Regions from separate parts of the Homo sapiens genome. Here region 2 is linked to region 1. The links are chromatin contacts, found by Hi-C or POLR2A ChIA-PET in ENCODE. All regions are on one chromosome and are shown on one strand. The core of a region is the stretch at or near the end of the contact, and the rest is flanking DNA. Distances in the headings are between cores, read along the strand shown. Region 1 has its middle 19 kb from the start of LINC01672. Region 2 overlaps ERRFI1-DT (ERRFI1 divergent transcript).

Evidence for each region. Hi-C counts contacts between places; a loop is a spot of excess contacts on that map. ChIA-PET counts read pairs that join two places held with the same protein, here RNA polymerase II (POLR2A). Pooled maps may share reads with other maps.
Region 2: a loop to region 1 is called in a pooled map, with 2.9 times the contacts of the local background. The contact joins two enhancer-like sites. A Hi-C loop is called at or near these places in 3 of 50 pooled maps. POLR2A ChIA-PET finds 5 or more read pairs at or near these places in 2 of 52 experiments (AG04449 and GM12878).

What each region holds. Positions count from the first base shown.
Region 1 is chr1:6,741,355-6,746,271 of GRCh38, reverse strand. No RefSeq gene overlaps it. Among named protein-coding and RNA genes, the nearest start is that of LINC01672, 19 kb to the right of the region's middle. Within about 2 kb of position 2,336, at least 22 of the 41 ENCODE cell types and tissues checked have a DNase peak (open chromatin) inside an H3K27ac peak, as active enhancers do; they include GM12878, where a contact is called at or near this core.
Region 2 is chr1:8,094,708-8,099,624 of GRCh38, reverse strand. All of the region lies in intron 2 of ERRFI1-DT (ERRFI1 divergent transcript), which reads right to left. Among named protein-coding and RNA genes, the nearest start is that of ERRFI1-DT, 71 kb to the right of the region's middle. RefSeq lists enhancers at 2,330-2,379, 1,745-2,944, 3,957-4,917. Within about 2 kb of position 2,129, at least 18 of the 41 ENCODE cell types and tissues checked have a DNase peak (open chromatin) inside an H3K27ac peak, as active enhancers do; they include GM12878, where a contact is called at or near this core.

The DNA.
Region 1 (4,917 bases), core at 1,087-3,586:
CCTTTGGCGTGCTTCTGGTTGGCCATCCCTTTTTTGAAAGCAAATGCTGCCCTACCTTAGCAGATATGCTAGGACTAACCAGAAACTGGTTGCCTAAAATAAAAAAATGCAATCATGGATTTTTGCTTTTGTTTTTGATTTTGAGACCAGGTCTCGCTTTGTCACCTAGGCTGGAGCCCAGTTGCGTGATCATAGCTCACTGCAGCCTCGACTTACTGGGCTCAAGTGATCCTCCCCCCACCTCAGCCTCCCACCGAGTAGCTGAGACTACAGACACACGCCATCATGCCTGTCTCATTTATTTATTTTTTGGAGAGATGGGACCTAGCTATATTACCCAAGCTGATCTCAGACTCCTGGGCTCAAGCAATCCTCCCACCTCTGCCTCCCAAAGTGTTGAGATTACAGGCGTGAGTCACTGTGCCCAGCCTCCTCTATCAATTAAATGGGTGATTTTTTTTTTTTTGAGACGGAGTCTCACTCTGTAGCCCAGGCTGGAGTGCAGTTGCGTGATCTCGACTCACTGCAACCTCCATCTCCCGGGTTCGAGTGATTCTCCTGCCTCAGCCTCCCGAGTAGCTGGGATTACAAGCGCCCGCCACCACACCCGGCTAATTTTTATTTTTAGTAGAGACAGGGTTTCGCCATGTTAGCTAGGCTGGCCTTGAACTCCTGGCCTCAGGTGATCTACCCGCCTCGGCCTCCCACAGTGCTGAGATTACTGATGTGAGCCACCGCGCCCGGGCTTTTCTTTTTTTTTAAGAAGCTCAGGCCACTACATCATGGGTGAAACTTGAAAACATTATGCTAAGTGAAATAAACCAGTCACAAGAGGACAAATATTGTATGATTACACTCCTATGAGAGACCTAGAGTCATGGAATTCATAGAAAGTAGAATGGTGGTTTCCAGAGGATAAGGGGGTGGCGGGGGAATGGGGAGCTCTTGTCTAATGGGTACAGAGTTTCAGTTTCACAAGATGAAGAGCTCTGGAAATGAATGGTGGTGATAGTTGCACAACTGTGAATATACTTATGCCACTGAATGGTATACTTAGAAGTGGTTAAAATAGGACTGGAGCGGTGGCTCACACCTGTAATTCCAATACTTTGGGAGGCCCAGGTGGGCGGATCACCTGAGGTTGGGAGTTGGACACCCGCCAGACTAACATGGAGAAAACCCGTCTCTACTAAAAATACAAAATTAGCCGCGCGTGGTGGCACATGCCTATAATCCCAACTACTCGGGAGGCTGAGGCAGGAGAATGGCTTGAACCCGGGAGGTGGAGGTTGCAGTGAGCCAAGATTGCGCCATTGCACTCCAGCCTGGGCGACAAGAGCAAAACTCCGTCTCAAAAAAAAAAAGTGGTTAAAATATTAAAATATTACATTTTATGATAGGTATATTTTACTAGAATTTTAACAAATAAATTGGGCCAGGCAAGCTGGCTCACACCTGTAATCCCAACACTTTGGGAGGCCACGGAGGGAGGATCACTTGAGCTCAGGAGTCCAAGATCAGCCTGGACAACGTAATGAAACCCCATCTCTACAAAATACGCAAAAATTAGCCAGGCGTGGTGGCGCATGACTGTGGTCCCAGTTACTTAGGAGGCTGAGGTGGGAGGATCACTTAAGCCTGGGAAGTAGAGGTTGTAATGAGCTGAGATGGTGCCACTGCATTCCAGCCCGGGTGACAGAGTGAGACCCCATCTCAAAAAAAAAAAAAAAAAAAAAGGCCGGGTGCGGTGGCTCATGCCTGTAATCCTAGCACTTTGAGAGGCCGAGGTGGGCAGATCACCTGAGGTCAGGAGTTCAAGACCAGCTTGGCCAACATGGTGAAACCCCATCTCTACTAAAAATACAAAAAATTAGCTGGGCATGGTGGTTCGCGTCTGTAGTCCCAGCTACTCGGGAAGCTGAGGCAGGAGAATTGCTTAAACCCAGGAGGTGGAGGTTGCAGTGAGCTGAGATCGCATCACTGCACTCCAGCCTGGTAACAGAGCAAGACTCCATCTCAAAAAAAAAAAAAAAAAAAAAACACCAAATTAATTAACAAAAAAAAGCTCAGGTCTTAGTCTATTAAAAAATATATGGTATCCTGCTTTATTGTAGGTGTTAGCATTATGTTGATTTCAAAGACAGCTTAGAAGCCCAGGCAGGGGCAGCTCAGTGGGCATCTGAGGGCAAGCCCGGACTCTTCTGGAGCCTGGGAGGGAGGAAACTTCTCCTCCTCATGAGTAATGACTGTGGTTTTCTGGCAAACATTAAGGAGGAAGGAACTAAAAATACTTATCGGCCACTCTGCCAAAACTCCACAGTGCTCGGAACGTACCAGGCCAACATGTTGAAGCACTTTCAGAGTGAGAGGGATCTGCCTAAACACCAAGGTCAAAGTCATTTCACACCTTCGCCTTTGCCTCTCGCTGAGCCTGGTGCATAGGAGGAAGGACGGGGCCCCCAGCACAGCTCTAGACCACTGTCCACCCAGGAGAGAGGCAGCAGCAAGGGGAACCAGCCCAGACCTCAGGCGTGTGGCCACAGAGAGGCCTCCCCCAGCCAGCTGCAGGGCCCAGCCGAGCGCTACCAGGAGGGGCCTCTTCTGCTGCCAACTCTAACAAGCTAAGGCAGAAAGAGCATCATAGACATTTCCCTAATGTGTCCTCCCGAGCTGCAGGAATCCAAGCCGAGACACCTGCGGAGGTGGCAGAAGAAGAGGAGAAATAGGTGTGAGAAGACAGCCCAGGTGGAGCAGGGTCCTGGAGGGAGGAGCTTCTTAAACTCCACTGTGCACGTGACTCACTGAGGGGGCTCTGGTTACAATGCAGATTCTGATTAAGCTGATCTAGGGTGGGGCCGAGATCCCGCCTTTCCAACAAGTGCCCAGGTATGCCGACGCAGCTGGCCCATGGACCACATTTTGAGGAACAAAACAAACTCCCCCAACCCCCCGCCAGGCACAGAGGGCAAATAGGGATGGGAGTTGGGGGTTGGCAGTGGTGACTCGGGTGTGGTGAGGTCCTGGTTTGGGGACTGAGGAACATTTTCTGAATCCTGGCCTTACCATACAGGTGGGCATGAAAGCCAACGGCCTGTGACTTTGCATCAGGTGTTGTGATGGTTGAGACTGAGTGTCAACTTGATTGAAGGATACAGAGTATGGATCCTGGGTGTGTCCGTGAGGGTGTTGCCAAAGGAGATTAACGTTTGAGTCAGTGGGCTGGGAAAGGCAGACCCACCCTTAATCTGGGTGGGCACCATCTAATCAGCTGCCAGCTCGGCTAGAAAGTAAGCAGGCAGAAAAATGTGGAAAGAGAGACTGGCTTACCTCCCAGCCTTCGTCTTTCTCCTGTGCTGGATGCTTCCTGCCCTCGAAACATCAGACTCCCAAGTTCCTCAATTTTGGAACTCGGACTGGCTCTTCTTGCTCCTCAGCCTGCAGATGGCCTGTTGTGGGACCTTGTGATGGTGTGAGTTAATACTTAATAAACTCCCCTTTATATATATATCATATAATATATGATATATACAAATATATATATTTATATAAATACATATTATATATAAATAAATATATAAATATATAATATATAAATATATTTATAATTAATTATAAATATATTTATGTAAATATAAATATATTAATATATAATTATAATTATATTTATATAAAATTTATAATTTAATATGTATAATTATATATTATATAATTATAATATATAAATATATAAAGGGGAGTTTATTAAGTATTAAGTTTATATATATATTTATATATATATATATATTCCATGAGCTCTGTCCCTCTAGAGAACCCTAATACAGGTGTGAAAAAATGTTACTCAGTTTGGGTGCTGCCAAGTGGGTTTGGGGAGTACAGGCACCCACTAACCACTGGGGGAAAGAGTGTCATTGCAGAAAGGGCACACGCTGACCCAAATGAGTAAGCCTCAGTGTCTGACACACCTGGATTTAAATCCCAGTTGTTCCACATCAGCCATGTGCCCTTGGGCAGGTCATTCTGAGCCTCAGTTTGTTTATTTATCTATCACCTTTCTGTGACCGATAGAATAATGGCCCACAACCATGTATGAATACATTTCCTAACCCTCCGAGCCTGTGAATGTGTGACATCATATCACAAAGGGTCTTTTTTTATTTTATTTTTTTTTTTTTTGGTGAGACTGAATCTCACTCTGTCACCCAGGCTGAAGTGCAGTGGTATGATCTCAGCTCACTGCAACCTCCACCTCCGGGTTCAAGTGATTCTCCTGCCTTAGCCTCCCAAGCAGCTTGGATTACAGGCATGCACCACCACACCCGGCTAATTTTTGTATTTTTAGTAGAGACGGGGTTTCACCATGTTGGCCAGGCTGGTCTCAAACTCCTGACTCCAAGTGATCCACCTGCCTCGGCCTCTCAAAGCACTGGGATTATAGGCGAGAGCCACCTCGCCCGGTCCACAAAGGGTCTTTACAGATGTGATGAAATGGAAAGATGTTGAGTGAGTTATGGGGACTCTCCTGCATCATCCAAGTGGACCCAGTGGGATCACAAGAGTCCTTAGAAGAGGGAGGCATGAGAGTCAGAGTCTGAGAAGGAGATGGGATCACAACCGCCAAGGTCAGAGCGAGATGTGAAGAGGCAGCACTGCTGGCTTTGAAGAGGAGGAGGAGGGGACCACAAACCAAGGGATGTGGGCAGCCTGAGGGAGCTGGAAAAGGCAAGGAAAGGGATTCTCCTGCAGAGCCTAGAGCAGGAACACAGCTCGGCCAATGCCTTCATTTTGGTCCAGTAAGACCCATTTCCTCCATAACTGTAAGATAATAAATGGATGTGTTGTTTTAGGGCACTATGTTTGTGATCATTGGTTACAACAGGAGTAGGAAACGCATATATTTTCCCACAGGATAGTTACAAA
Region 2 (4,917 bases), core at 880-3,379, 1.4 Mb before region 1:
TTAATAGATATAAGGCTACTAAGATTTTCTATTTCTTCTCAAATCAGTTTTAGTAATTTTTATCTTTCAAAGAAATTTTCTATTTCCTTTAAATTTTGAAATTTATTGGCATCAATTTATTCAAAATATCCCCTTATAATCTGTTTATGTCTGTAGGATCTATGGTGATGGCCTTTCATTCCTGATTTTGGTAATTTGTGTTTTTCCTCTTTTTTTTTTTCTTGATCAGTCTGGCTAGGGGGTATAACTTTTATTAATCTTTTCAAAGTACTAGCTATTGATTTTACTGATTTTTCTCTATTGTTTTATCATCTTCTCTTTCATTAGTTTTCACTCTTATCTTTATTTATGCTTATATTTGGTTTAATTTGCTCTTCTTTTTTTAGTCTCTTAAGGTAGGAGATTAGATCATTAATTTTAGACCTTTCTTTTTTTCCAATATATGTATTTAATGCTGCTATAAACTTTCCTCTAAGCACCACTTTAGCTGCATGTCACAAATTTAGATAAATTGTGTTTTCATTTTCATTCAGTTCAAATATTTTCTAATTTCCATTGTAATTTCTTCTTTGACTCATGAATTATTTAGAAATGTGTTGCTGGGCCGGGTGCAGTGGCTCATGCCTGTAATCCTAGCACTTTAGGAGGCTGAGGCTGGTGGATCACAAGGTCAGGAGTTCGAGACCAGCCTGGCCAATATGGTGAAACCCTGTCTGTACTAAAAATACCAAAAAAATTAGCCAGGCATGGTGGCACATGCCTGTAATCCCAGCTACTCTGGAGGCCGAGGCAGGAGAATTGCTTCAACCCAGGAGGTGGAGGTTTCAGTGAGCCAAGACCATGCCACTGCACTCCGGCCTGGGTGACAGAGAGAGACTCCATCTCAAAAAAAAAAAAAAAAAAAAGAAAAGAAAAGAACTGTGTTGCTTATTTTCCTAATTTGGGGGGATTTTTCAGAGATTTTTCTGTCCTTTGTTGTTGTTGTTTATTTGCTTAATTGTAGCTAAGTTCCAGATAGCAGGGAATTAGCAATAGTGACTGCAGTCCCTTGGCCAAAAGTTTCTCAGACACTTAAACTATTTACTTAGGTAACACATTTTTTTCATGGCTACTGCAAAGGTACATTTCAGACATATGTTTTGAATTAATTAAATCTCAAGATTAATGTTGAAATTTAATATTTAGTATTTTTACATTATATTAATGATTTTTAAGAACCATTGATTTTAAGTTAAACACTTGGGTTCTTGTGCTTTTTTAAATTTGCAGATTTCAGTTCTCATATTTAGATCATTAACTTTGAAACTAAAAATAAGATCTGAGTGGGTAAGCACAGAGGATTTTTAAGACGGTGAAACTATTCTGTATGATACTATAATGGTAGATAAGTGTTTTTATCCATTTGTCAAAATCCATAGAATGTACAACACCAAGAGTGAACTCTAATGTAAACTGTGGACTTCGGGTGATACTGATGTGCCAATGCGAGTTAATCAATTGCAGCAAATTTATCACTACGGTACAGCACACTGGCAGTGGGGAGTCTGTGCCTGCGTGGGCAGGGAGTATATGGGAACTCTCCATTCAATTTTGCTGTGAACCTAAAACTGCTCTAAAAAACAAAGCCTATTTTAAGAAGCAATAAGATCTCAGGCCTTTCAGAATGCCAGATTAATGTTTAAATGTTAAAAATGAAATACTCATTGCTGCTACTAAAATTACCTTAGTTTCTCTAATCCTCTAAGTTTTCAAGTGTGCCTTTTAAAAAAAACCCTTAAGCTTTAATAAGCTTTACCAGATGACAGTAAAATTACTTAGATTAAGCCTCCATGATTTTAGAAATGAAGCATTTTGAGGACTCAATCCAGTTCCTGGGAGATGAGTCAGCTAGTTAATTAATATGATCTTAAGGAAAAATGACCCGTCTTACTTCTCACTGACTGCATACCCTGCTGAGACTATATTAAGATTAGCATTACGAGTGCTGCACAGCTGCCTCTCCTATGAGTTCAACAGGAGCTTGGTAAATAATATCAGAACTGAGTCATTTATGGTTGAATGACACAGAATGAAAAATAAGTGCCTTTCAGGCAGTTCCTGTTGCCTAATATGGACTGAGAAGTAGACACTTTAACTAAAGAGCCCCACCTGTGCCCCAAATGAACCTTTCCCTATAAGGATGTTGATCTAATTTCCTGATCAAAAAAGGAATCCAAAAACGCTGTCAATGATCTGTCTGGGCCTGAACGAGGGCCTATTTTCTCTTCTCAAAGGCCTCGTGCATGGAAGTCTACCGAATTTCTTCCTTGAATAGTTGAGGGTGTTTTGTTGTAAAGATTTCCAGTTAAAGTGGCTCTTTCATCCTAGGGAGAGATCAGAATATCCAGCAGTCCTGCAGGTGGCTAGAGTTTATTGCATTGGGAAGCAGAAACAAGATAACTAAAAACAGAGAATCTGTATTTAAAACTTAGAAAACAGGACTGGTATTTTTATAAGATTTTTTTTTCATTACAACTATCCATTCTTCTGTGAATTAAAAGCCCAGGACACTGATGGCTCGTGGAATTGATGTCACTAGTCCCTAGGCCTTCTTACCTGATAGTAACAGTAAAATGGATATATAACATCGTTTTTCTTCATGGAGCAGAAAAAACTGAGGTTAAATGAAAGCTTTCAGGCGACTGAATTAAACTTGAAAAGCTATAAGGAAAGGGAGCCCTTTTCTAAGGAAGTGACAACAAATTCATAAACTGAATGACTCATAAACTGCTTTCAAATTGCAAAACTGATTATGAATCACTGAAGAAAAACGTAGTCTCACAAAATCTGGTTGTTTAGGAATCAAAAAAGGTAGCCTCTGCTGTTCATTGGCATATTGTCATTCACCATCCTGAAATAACCTTATGGTGAGTGATACTAAAATAGGTCAGTTTGTTAGAAATATTTGCTTAAAAGCCAGATTTGGCTCTAAATTTCTTTTGAATGAATCATAAGAATCTGGATGATAAAAAGAATTACGCTTAGAGAAATGTGCTAGAAACAGGCATTGGTTAAAGATATGGACGTTTCTTTTAGTAGAAACCTGTGTATTTCTGAATCCTTGAAAGAAGGATTGTGGTTGAATAACAATCTGATAAAGGATGAAGTGACCTTCACCATCCGGCCTGCCGATAAAGAGCGGGGAGATGTTCCAAAGTAATCCCACAAGGAGATTCATGATCTAAAAACCATTACCAATAGGTGGTATCTGTATTTCTCTGTTTAAGACTGGAAACTAACGGGTAACTCAAGAATGCTTCCAAGAAACGGTGGAGAATGTCCACTCAAAGATTTTAATCATTAACTTCAGAGCGACTCTAGGCTAACGCCCAGGTCCAGGAATAAGGGACAGAGGCCAATAGTAACACAGATTTTATATTTTTCAACTGGAAAGCTTGGAGATAGTACAGGTAGATACAAATAATATTGGAGTGTTGGAAATTTTCTTCATGTTCATGTAAGGATAGTTTTACTATCAGTTCTTAGGAAATTGGAATATAAATAAACAATAACAATTTATCTAGACCATGTAAACATTATGGATTTTTCAATTTGCCCTGAAAATCTCAGATTTGCTTGATAGATTTCATGTGGTAGCCTCATTAGACCCCAAAGTGGGAGTGGTGTATAAGAAGGGATTCTGAAACCTAAAGTCCTTCAGCGCTGAAGTCTATCTGGCAGGAGAATTTTAAGTTTCCTTGACTTCAGGGGTTAGGTAGGTTTTTTCCATAGGCATAGAGATGAGTCAATTTTAGGTGTTTTTTCCTCATGGGGCAGCTTTGATAGAGTGGAAGGCAGAGAATTTATGACTAGAAGACCTGGGGTTTTGATCCCTGTTCTGCCACTTACTAGTAGGAGGTTGGGGAGGTTATTTGACCTCTCCAAGACTCAGTTTCCTCATCTGTAAAATGGGGGTGATAAAACGATCTCACAAAGTTGTTGCGGTCACGGAATAAGGTAAGGTATGTGAGGGCATGTTATAGGAACCTCGTGAATGTTTAGCCGATATGAATCTTAGCAACTGGGAATCATTATTTTATGTTTCTAGTATCTGATAGTTAAAGTATTTTAAAAATCACAATTTTTTAGAGAAAATAAATAATTTCACCATTGTTACCAAGGATACTGGTCTCCAATACTGCATCTGTGAAGACTGCTTCCCACATCCACAAACAATGAAAAATCCTCATCTCCAGATCCTCCCATTTATCTTAGTAACTGTCTAATGTAAATCCAAAAGAGCAGAAACTATGTCTTCTTTGCACTTAAGACAATCTCCTCACCATAGTAAATACTCAACAAATACTTGAGACGTGTGTTTACAACAAGGCATTTTAAGGGATTCCAGTGTTTTTCTGCCTTCTTCACTTCGGCTCATTCCCTTGTGGAAAACATCGCTTGTGCTGACCAGAGGATGAGCTCTTGGCCCCTTCTGATTCACAGCCTTTTCCTGTGAACCACGGCTCTCAGCGCTAAAAGCAGGATGTCACGCTCATATTTGTTTTGCTTCTCCCCTCTCACCAGGAGTTTAAACCGACTTAGATTAAGAAACTCGAATCTCCGCCATGCTTTTTGATCTTTGGTTAAAGTTCAACGTGACAAGCACATTTGCTGCCCATGGGCACTTTGCCCTCTGATGTGGAGGAGCTCACCATGTCTCAGCAAGAAACACACAACACAACACACCTCACATTTGGGGATGGACGCGTCTCCCTAGGAGCCCTTGATGGCTCTGAAAGTTTGGTATCCAAACTTTTGGATTCCTTTCAAAGAAAAAAATCATCATGAAAGCTCTGCCAAGATTTGAAAAGTGAAGTGGATGGAGTGACTTCATCTTTGAATGCAAGAGGCAGATCACTGGGTGGAGTTAATAAGGGC